Regions from separate parts of the Mus musculus genome. Here all the other regions are linked to region 2. A link is a loop called in an ENCODE intact Hi-C map of the cell type or tissue named here. Cell type or tissue: gastrocnemius. All regions are shown on one strand.

Region 1 (2,500 bases), 260 kb before region 2:
AATTACTTAGCCCATGATTAATTACCTAATTGAGTTAATAGAATATGGAAGACCCATCCTGAAGGGAGGCCACTCTGTTCCCTGGGTGGATGTCCTACTCTGCGCTAACAGAGGAAACTAGCTAAGTGTGAGTTACTCTGCTTCCTTAGTGTGGCTGGAAGATGACCAATCACTGTAAGCTCCTGCTGGCACCATTTACCCAGGATCATTAACTACTACACGCTTACGCTGTGAAGACAAAGTACATTCAATAGTCTTTTTGTTTGGTTTTGGTTTTGCTTTCTTTCCCTCCCTCCCTTCCTTCCTTCCTTCCTTCCTTCCTTCCTTCCTTCCTTCCTTCCTTCCTTCCTCCCTCTCTCTCTTTCTCTTTCTTTCTTTCTTTCTTTCTTTCTTTCTTCCCCTCCCCCTCCCCCTCCCCCTCCCCCTCCTCCTCCTGCTTCTGCTTCTTTTAAAGAAAGAGCACATACATGAAGTTGGGAGAGGAGAGTAGTTATAAGTGACTAGAGGGGAAGCTGAAGGGAAGGGAGTAGGGTGACCTAGGTCAAAATACATAATCTGCTTGTATGAAATCCTCAAAAACTGTGTAAAAAGGTGTCGTTGATTTACACATATAAAGCATACTGTTTGTCATGTCTGATGCCACCAATCAGAGGTGTAATCCCAAACATACCTTTATTTACTTAAAACACGAGATTAAGTACATTTGTAATATTCTTCCAAAATAGGAAGAAGAAGAAAAAATAAAGCTGATCTGGTTAGAATCAGAGAAAAGGGACCCAACTCGCTCTAACCCTGGAAACAGTGGCTTGCTGCCATATCAGCTGTGGTTCGGAATACTGCTTGCTTGATGGATGTGTTGTGCTGCCTCTGAAGTTCCTGCGGCTTCCTCTGGGCCCAGGGTGGAGCCATCACCCATGCACCATCTGTCACTAGTGAGGACCACGCTGCCTCAATGTAATATGTGCGAACTTGTGACTACAGTTACGACACAGGTTCCAGCTGGTGGAGGTGAGTCAATTGCCCGTGTCCACCGCACAAGGGGCATGCAGAAGGAACCTGATATTCTCAGACTTTCTACTGGGAAACACGAGATAAAAATGAGGCATTTGTGGAACGTAAGAAGAGACCTGAGCTGAGCACCAAGGTGAAAGAGGGCATCCCTTCAGGAATGCATCTAGCAAGGCACTAGATTGTCTTTGTTGTACATTTCATGCAAATTCCTTTCTGGTGCAACTTTTTATCTTGTTCCTCCTCAAATCCCAGTATATTCTGTGTAACAGGAGAATGTCAACTCATTCCACCATTCTTGGGTCCTAATTGGTCTTTTATTTAATAAAGAAGTTTGGGAATTCTCTTTCCATATCCGGTTGGGTCATAAGTCTAGGCACTAGGAGATTCAGTTCTCTCTAGCTATCTAGGACTTATTTGGAGGAAGCATACAAACATCCTACAATCTGCCAACGTTGACAGATTAGAAGTGATTACCAGGAGACCCGTATTAAGAGTTTTTGGAGGGAGGCCGACAGATAAGCAGGAAATGTCTGGGATGATTCCTGCCCACCACCCTCAGTGCAAGTAGAAGCATCCTGGCATGTTTGCTCAAATCTGTCATCTTTGGCACTGGTATAGAAAAATCATTATTGTGTTTATTTAATTCTGTCAAAGCAAAATAGGGTTCCTTTCAATGTCCAGTTTTATGAAATGATATGAAGAAGAGCCAAAATTAAGAGGTAACACTAAAAGAGGAAGTAGGAGAGAGGCTGCCTTTGAGGCTGGCTTCCTGCTGCTGGAACTCTGGAAGTTGGCTGTGTGCCAGTTTGGCTGGCACCTTAATTGCCATGCCACACTGAGACCATCTTTCCTTCCATCTGGGTTACATGTTTGATGAGGCCTCATAGAAAGTGTTAACCATGCTGTCTGTGCAAAGTGGTGACGACGCAGACCGTCCTATGACATTAATTGTGTGGCATGTGAAAACGAGAGAGGTTAACAATAAAAAGGAGTGGATATTCAGGAAGGAAAATCAGAAGATAAAGCCAGAAGGGGCAGACATGATAAATGAGACGAATCTCAGGATCTAATTCACAAGCTGGCTAATACTTCCTAAGGTGAAGAGCGACTCCTGATTCAGAACAGATCAGGAGCAGTGGGGCTGTGCAGAGATGAGAGCACCAGACAGCTCAAAGTGACCTGTCATGGTCATCACAGCAGAAAGCCGTTCCACCAAGGCTGCGGCCTGGGCTCCATCTGCCTTACCCATGAAATGATTTTAGGCTTTAAGATCAGTTCACTACTTGTTACCCAACGTCATAGGTCATGATGCCAAATGGCTTAGGTAACATATATGAAAACGTGTTGGTTTCTGACATACTTCCAGGGTTTTACACATTAATGCTTGAGGCAAAACAAAATGAAATAGGTACTATTGACACCTTAAAATGATGTCTGTAAAGAGAGCTGGAGCTTGGAGCCCTCCTCACCGAAATACTTTCCAAAGTGT
Region 2 (2,500 bases):
TGAAAGCAGCTAAAGTCATCAAAAGGAGGGAGCCTCAATTTAGGAAATGCTTCCATGAGATCCAGCTATAAGGCATTGTCTCAATTAGTGATCAAAGAGGGAGGTTCCAGCCCATTGTGGGTGGTGCCATCCTGGGCTAGTGGTTCTGGGTTCTATAAGAAAGCAGGCTGAGCAAGCCATGAGGAGCCAGCCAGTAAGCAGCACCCTCCATGAGCTCTGCATCAGCTCCTGCCTCTAGTTCCTGCCCTGTTTAACTTCCTGCCCTCAAGGCTTTTGCTGATGAACTGTTACCTGGAGCTCTGTGTGAAATAAGCCCTTTCCTCCCCAACTTGCTTTTGCAATAGTGACCTTATGTAAGACACCTAGGAAGCATGGTCAAGTTCAATTCCACACCACATCTTGTCTGATCTGAGACAGATCACTCAGATAGGCTTCTAAACTGCCCAAAGCAGGAAATATTACATTCCCAATGGGGGTTGGGATGAGTATGGATTAATATGAGAGATACTTATACAACGCTAATAAATGTTAACTGTGTCTAAAGTTACCGAGATTTCAACTTTTACAAGTTACAAAACAAACAAACAAAAACAAGGCAGTTGTGCCTTGATAAGATGCGGTGTGGCTCTCAGCTCAGCCAGCAGAGCACTTGCTTAGGGTGAGCAAGGCCGGGGGTTCACACCCCCTGACTGTGGTAATACAGCAAAACACCTCAAAGTTAAGACTGTTCACCTTCCTGGTCCTTACGCACCATTAGTCTCAAATGTAACCTTGGTAATTAAAACTAGAGCAAAGGTTATGCTTATGAAGCTATCATCAGTTGGTTCTTAAGACATAATAAGGTCCTTGGAATTAAAAAATATATTTCATACCAAATACTGTTAAATGGAACGACTTTCGGTATGCGTAACAGCTAAATAATGTTCTAGTTATGATGGATAACAAAGATATGCTTTTTGCTGGCTCCGTTTACTGTATGAGAAATATAAGCTTACAGTGCCACCTACAGGCCAAGACAGGAATATTGATGACAGCATGTTTTAAATGCTTGACAGGCTCTAAGAAATGCTATTTAAAAGAACACTAGGTTAAGTTTTATATAACTGATTTTCATATTTAATTCATAAAATATAATTTCACTGAGGGAATGAAAATATCCCTCCCCTCCCAAGTTTTGCTACTTTATAGAGTATCATTTCATTTTCAGTCATCGCTAAAATCATGAGGGCCACTTTAAAAACTAACGGTACCATAATATCCAACTTCATTTGTATTTTGAGATTGCTGAAGCAGCTGTAATGGGTTATCTCGATTGTCAATTTTAGGAGATTAGAGTCACTTGAAGACAACCACCCTCAGCACACATGTGAAGAATTATCCTGTTTAGAGGGATTGGGGCAAGAAGCCCCACCCACAACAGGCGGCGCCATTCCCAGTGCTTGGATCCTGGACTGTATAAAAAGGAGGATGTGAGTGACAAGTATCCCTGCTGTTCCCTACTTCCTGACTGTGGTGACCTGAGCCCTCAGGGATCCTGTTGCCATGACTTCTTTGCCATGACAGATTGCACCTTGGACCTGGGAGCCAGAATAAACCCTTTCACGTTTAAATTGCTTTTGTTAAGGTTTTTCCTGGCAGGAACAGAAAGGTAACAAAGATGATATGTAATATCATATGACATACCATGTAATATCCTATCATATATGGCCATTATATATATATATATATATATATATATATATAGTTATTACATTACACACATAAAATTGACATATATATGTGTGTGTGTGTATATATATGTATATATATGTATATATATATGTATATATATATATACATATAATTGAATACTCATCATCTTAATAGAATGCCATTTTCTTTTCTTCTCTTCCAAGTTGTGCCTGCAGACGTGTAACAGCAGTGGAGTTCCCGGCCTCTTCTCAACACACGGTACTTACATTAACTGATGACAGTGGTATCTGTGTTAATGTCCCCTCTGTTACTGTTGATCAGGAAGCACAGGGTCTTGAACAAACAGGAGCTGGGGCAGCTGGTCCCCAGTGGCTATGGGTTTTGTTTTTGTTTTAACATTCTTTTATAATTTTTTTTAATTGAAAGGATACTGAAAGAAATACAAATATAGCTGAGAGACTGCATTTGCTTAGCATATGCGATGCCTGGAACGGAGCTTTGTCTGCACTAAAATAAGCTTCACTGGTGAGCACGGCATGTGTCAAATATGTGTGTTGCTCCTCTAAAACATTTTCTAATGCTACTAAATGTGCATCAGCGACTATAGTAACTACGCTTGCTAACGATCTGACTCAGCTCATCTCACTTATGTTCTTTACGGGTGGACTTTGAGTTGACTTCTGATTCGCTCTCTAATATACAGAACCGGGGTCCTCGGCCTTCCTAACACTGTGACCCCTTAACACAGTTCCTCAGGCTGTGATGACCCCCCAACCATAAAGTTATTTTGTTGCTACTTCCTAATTGT
Region 3 (2,500 bases), 180 kb before region 2:
TCTTCTGCAAAAGCAGCAAGAGTCGCTTCTGGGATGTCTTTTCAGCTTCAATCTTGAGAATCTCAAAGCTCAACATTTCCTCTTTTTTTCCTACTTCTATAATTCTGAATGTATAATAGAGTGTTTATCTAGGGCCAACACACTTATTTACAATCCTGGGTTTCAAATGCATGTACAAATCTAGGGCTATCAGAGCTGCTGACATGGTGTGTTGGTGGAGACTAAATAGCTGCAGATTTTACTACTGAGAAAATAATAGAATTTAAATTTTTTCTCAGGCTTCTAGTTTGTACCTCAAACAAGAATCTCCATACTTAGATCCAAGTTTTGCATTACTTTTAAAAGTCTGTCAACATCCGTTACAAGAAAAGTAAAAAAAAAAAAAAAAAAAAAAAAAAAAAAAAGGAGTGGAATGGAGTTATTGGAGTGGAATGAAAGCGATAGCTCTAGCTCACTGGACAAAATTCTGCAATATTATCACTGCTTGAAGAGGAAACGCCGTGTAAAACACACATTGAACGAGAAAACGGGAACTTTTCCTGACCCTGAAAATACGCACAGAGCCAGCTGAGTCGCCCAGGTAAAGCACAGACCTCCACGTGCTCAAGAGATATTACTACAGCTTACTTCTTGTCCTTGTAAAAATTGACTCCCTCAATTTAGTACATGAATAAGAGTTGTAGTTTCTCTTATGCCTTATATTTGAAAATCCTGTGCCGTGGTTATAGTCCTTTAAAGATGACGCTGCCAGGTGACCTGTAGGTCTTTGCAGCCGATTGCCTTATCTCTTTAAAGTGTCACAACTTAGGCATAAATATAACTGCTCGACTGCTGTGTGTGTCCTGCAGGTTATAATCAACGTTAATTTTAACTCAGACAACTCTCTCTATAAAATGACTTCTTCCACCGGTCTCCTCAAAGCACTAGAAGGGTGCAAGGATGAAGGCGGCCACCAGGGGGCAGATTGCTAACTCTTATCCCCACCCTGCAAATGATTTGCAGCTGGCTTCCCATTTGTCTGGGAACTATTCATTGCCACATAATTTACACAAAGGTTAAGTACCTGGCTCTAATTTGATGTGCGTGGTTTTGTAACGGGAAATGTGTTTTAGTAGCTGAAGTCCACGACAACTGTGTCAGTGGCTACGGAAGGGGATCGAGTAGGCACCTCCCGTGAAATCATCGGTAACCAAGAGAAAACCACGACCATTGTCAGCACATTAAAATATGAATTGTTCTATGCTTCTAGTCTTGTGTTATAGCCTTCAACCAAATAGTGGCCATTATCATCGTGAACGCAATCATAGGAACATAGTTTAATGTCGGAAATGACTCTGTGAGAAATAACCATTTACCGTACTGGGAAAGGTTTAGGGCTCTGCTTTGTGTCATTCAAAGAAAGAACATTTTCCCAGAAAATTTAAGAATGGAAAATGTCTGAGGTAGTCTTAAAACACTTTAAAATGAAATTGAAATCACGGTCAAGTGCCCATTGGAACTGAAATGCACAATGCTACTTGGGAAATCAAGGGGCGGCAACTGTGACCCAACAATAAAATTAACACTTTAGCCCTTACCGTCAATCAACACTTTCAATACAGTATTAAAAACGAACACAGCACACAGACCAGGTATCTAATCGCAAAAGTAAATAGATGATAGATAGACAGGCAAGCAGATATAGGTAGGTGGATAGATAGATAGATTCCAATGTTAAAATAATTCAAAGCAAGTTTTCCAGGAAAATCCATAAATATATACATTCTAACTTGCATGAACACTACTAAAAGCTCTCTAAATTTAAGTAACATTCACACACCACAGTCAAATACCACTGACTTTGCTGTTTGACTTTTATTAATACATCTGATTTTTGTTGTTGTTGTTGTGGTTGTGGTTGTAATTTTAGACTTAGGGTTGGGGATGGTCTCAGTTAGTACAGAGCCTGCTGAACATGCTAGAAGCCCTGAGCTTGGCCCCAGCACAGCGTGAGGTGACATGGGTAGTGTGTGCTTGTAATCTCAGCACTTGAGAAGTCAAGGTTGGACGACCATAAGTGCCAGGCCAGTCTGGGACACATGAACCTCTTTCCAGAGAAAAAACCAACAAAAACACAGAATCAGGTTTTTCTTAGAACAAGTGAATCCATAAATTCAAATAACATCCCAGGATCAAGGTTTAGTTTCTTTCCCTTTGAACATTTTTCATCGACAACCACTGTGGCCTGGGGAGACAGAGTCCACAGGCTATAACAAAGCATTCCTGCTGTACTCCATTACACAGTAGAGCACCCGTCCCGACGGGAGGGAAAACCGGAGGCAAGCACACTCAGCTTACCGTAATGGGCACTGTTGAAGACACCTGCCAGGGTCTGGCACGAAGAGTTGTCACCACCACACACTCCACACTTGTCTCTCTTGGCCTTGGAGTTTAACACGTGATCACAGCCAGCTTGCTTCAAAACACAATGGTCATGATTCGTATCATCAAGGTGACTAAT

The links. Hi-C counts contacts between places; a loop is a spot of excess contacts. Peaks named below come from ENCODE experiments on the same cell type or tissue, not always from the same donor. Only the 100,000 strongest peaks of a DNase experiment are listed, where the experiment ranks them.
Region 1: it touches region 2 in a loop (6-fold over the local background); 28 of 42 quality-filtered maps call a loop at or near these places.
Region 3: a loop joins it to region 2, with 14 times the contacts of the local background. A loop is called at or near these places in 26 of 42 quality-filtered maps.

What each region holds. Positions count from the first base shown.
Region 1 is chr15:94,262,506-94,265,005 of GRCm38, forward strand. No RefSeq gene overlaps it. Among named protein-coding and RNA genes, the nearest start is that of D630010B17Rik, 17 kb to the left of the region's middle. In gastrocnemius, no CTCF peak of the experiment used is centred here; DNase peaks (open chromatin) are centred at 893, 1,564, 1,810 and 2,196.
Region 2 is chr15:94,519,718-94,522,217 of GRCm38, forward strand. No RefSeq gene overlaps it. Among named protein-coding and RNA genes, the nearest start is that of Pus7l, 23 kb to the right of the region's middle. In gastrocnemius, a CTCF peak has its summit at 1,028 (motif pointing left); a DNase peak (open chromatin) is centred at 1,002.
Region 3 is chr15:94,341,601-94,344,100 of GRCm38, forward strand. Adamts20 (a disintegrin-like and metallopeptidase (reprolysin type) with thrombospondin type 1 motif, 20) reads right to left here. Exons shown (of 39, transcript NM_177431.5): 15 at 2,338-2,455. Among named protein-coding and RNA genes, the nearest start is that of Adamts20, 61 kb to the right of the region's middle. In gastrocnemius, no CTCF peak of the experiment used is centred here; a DNase peak (open chromatin) is centred at 951.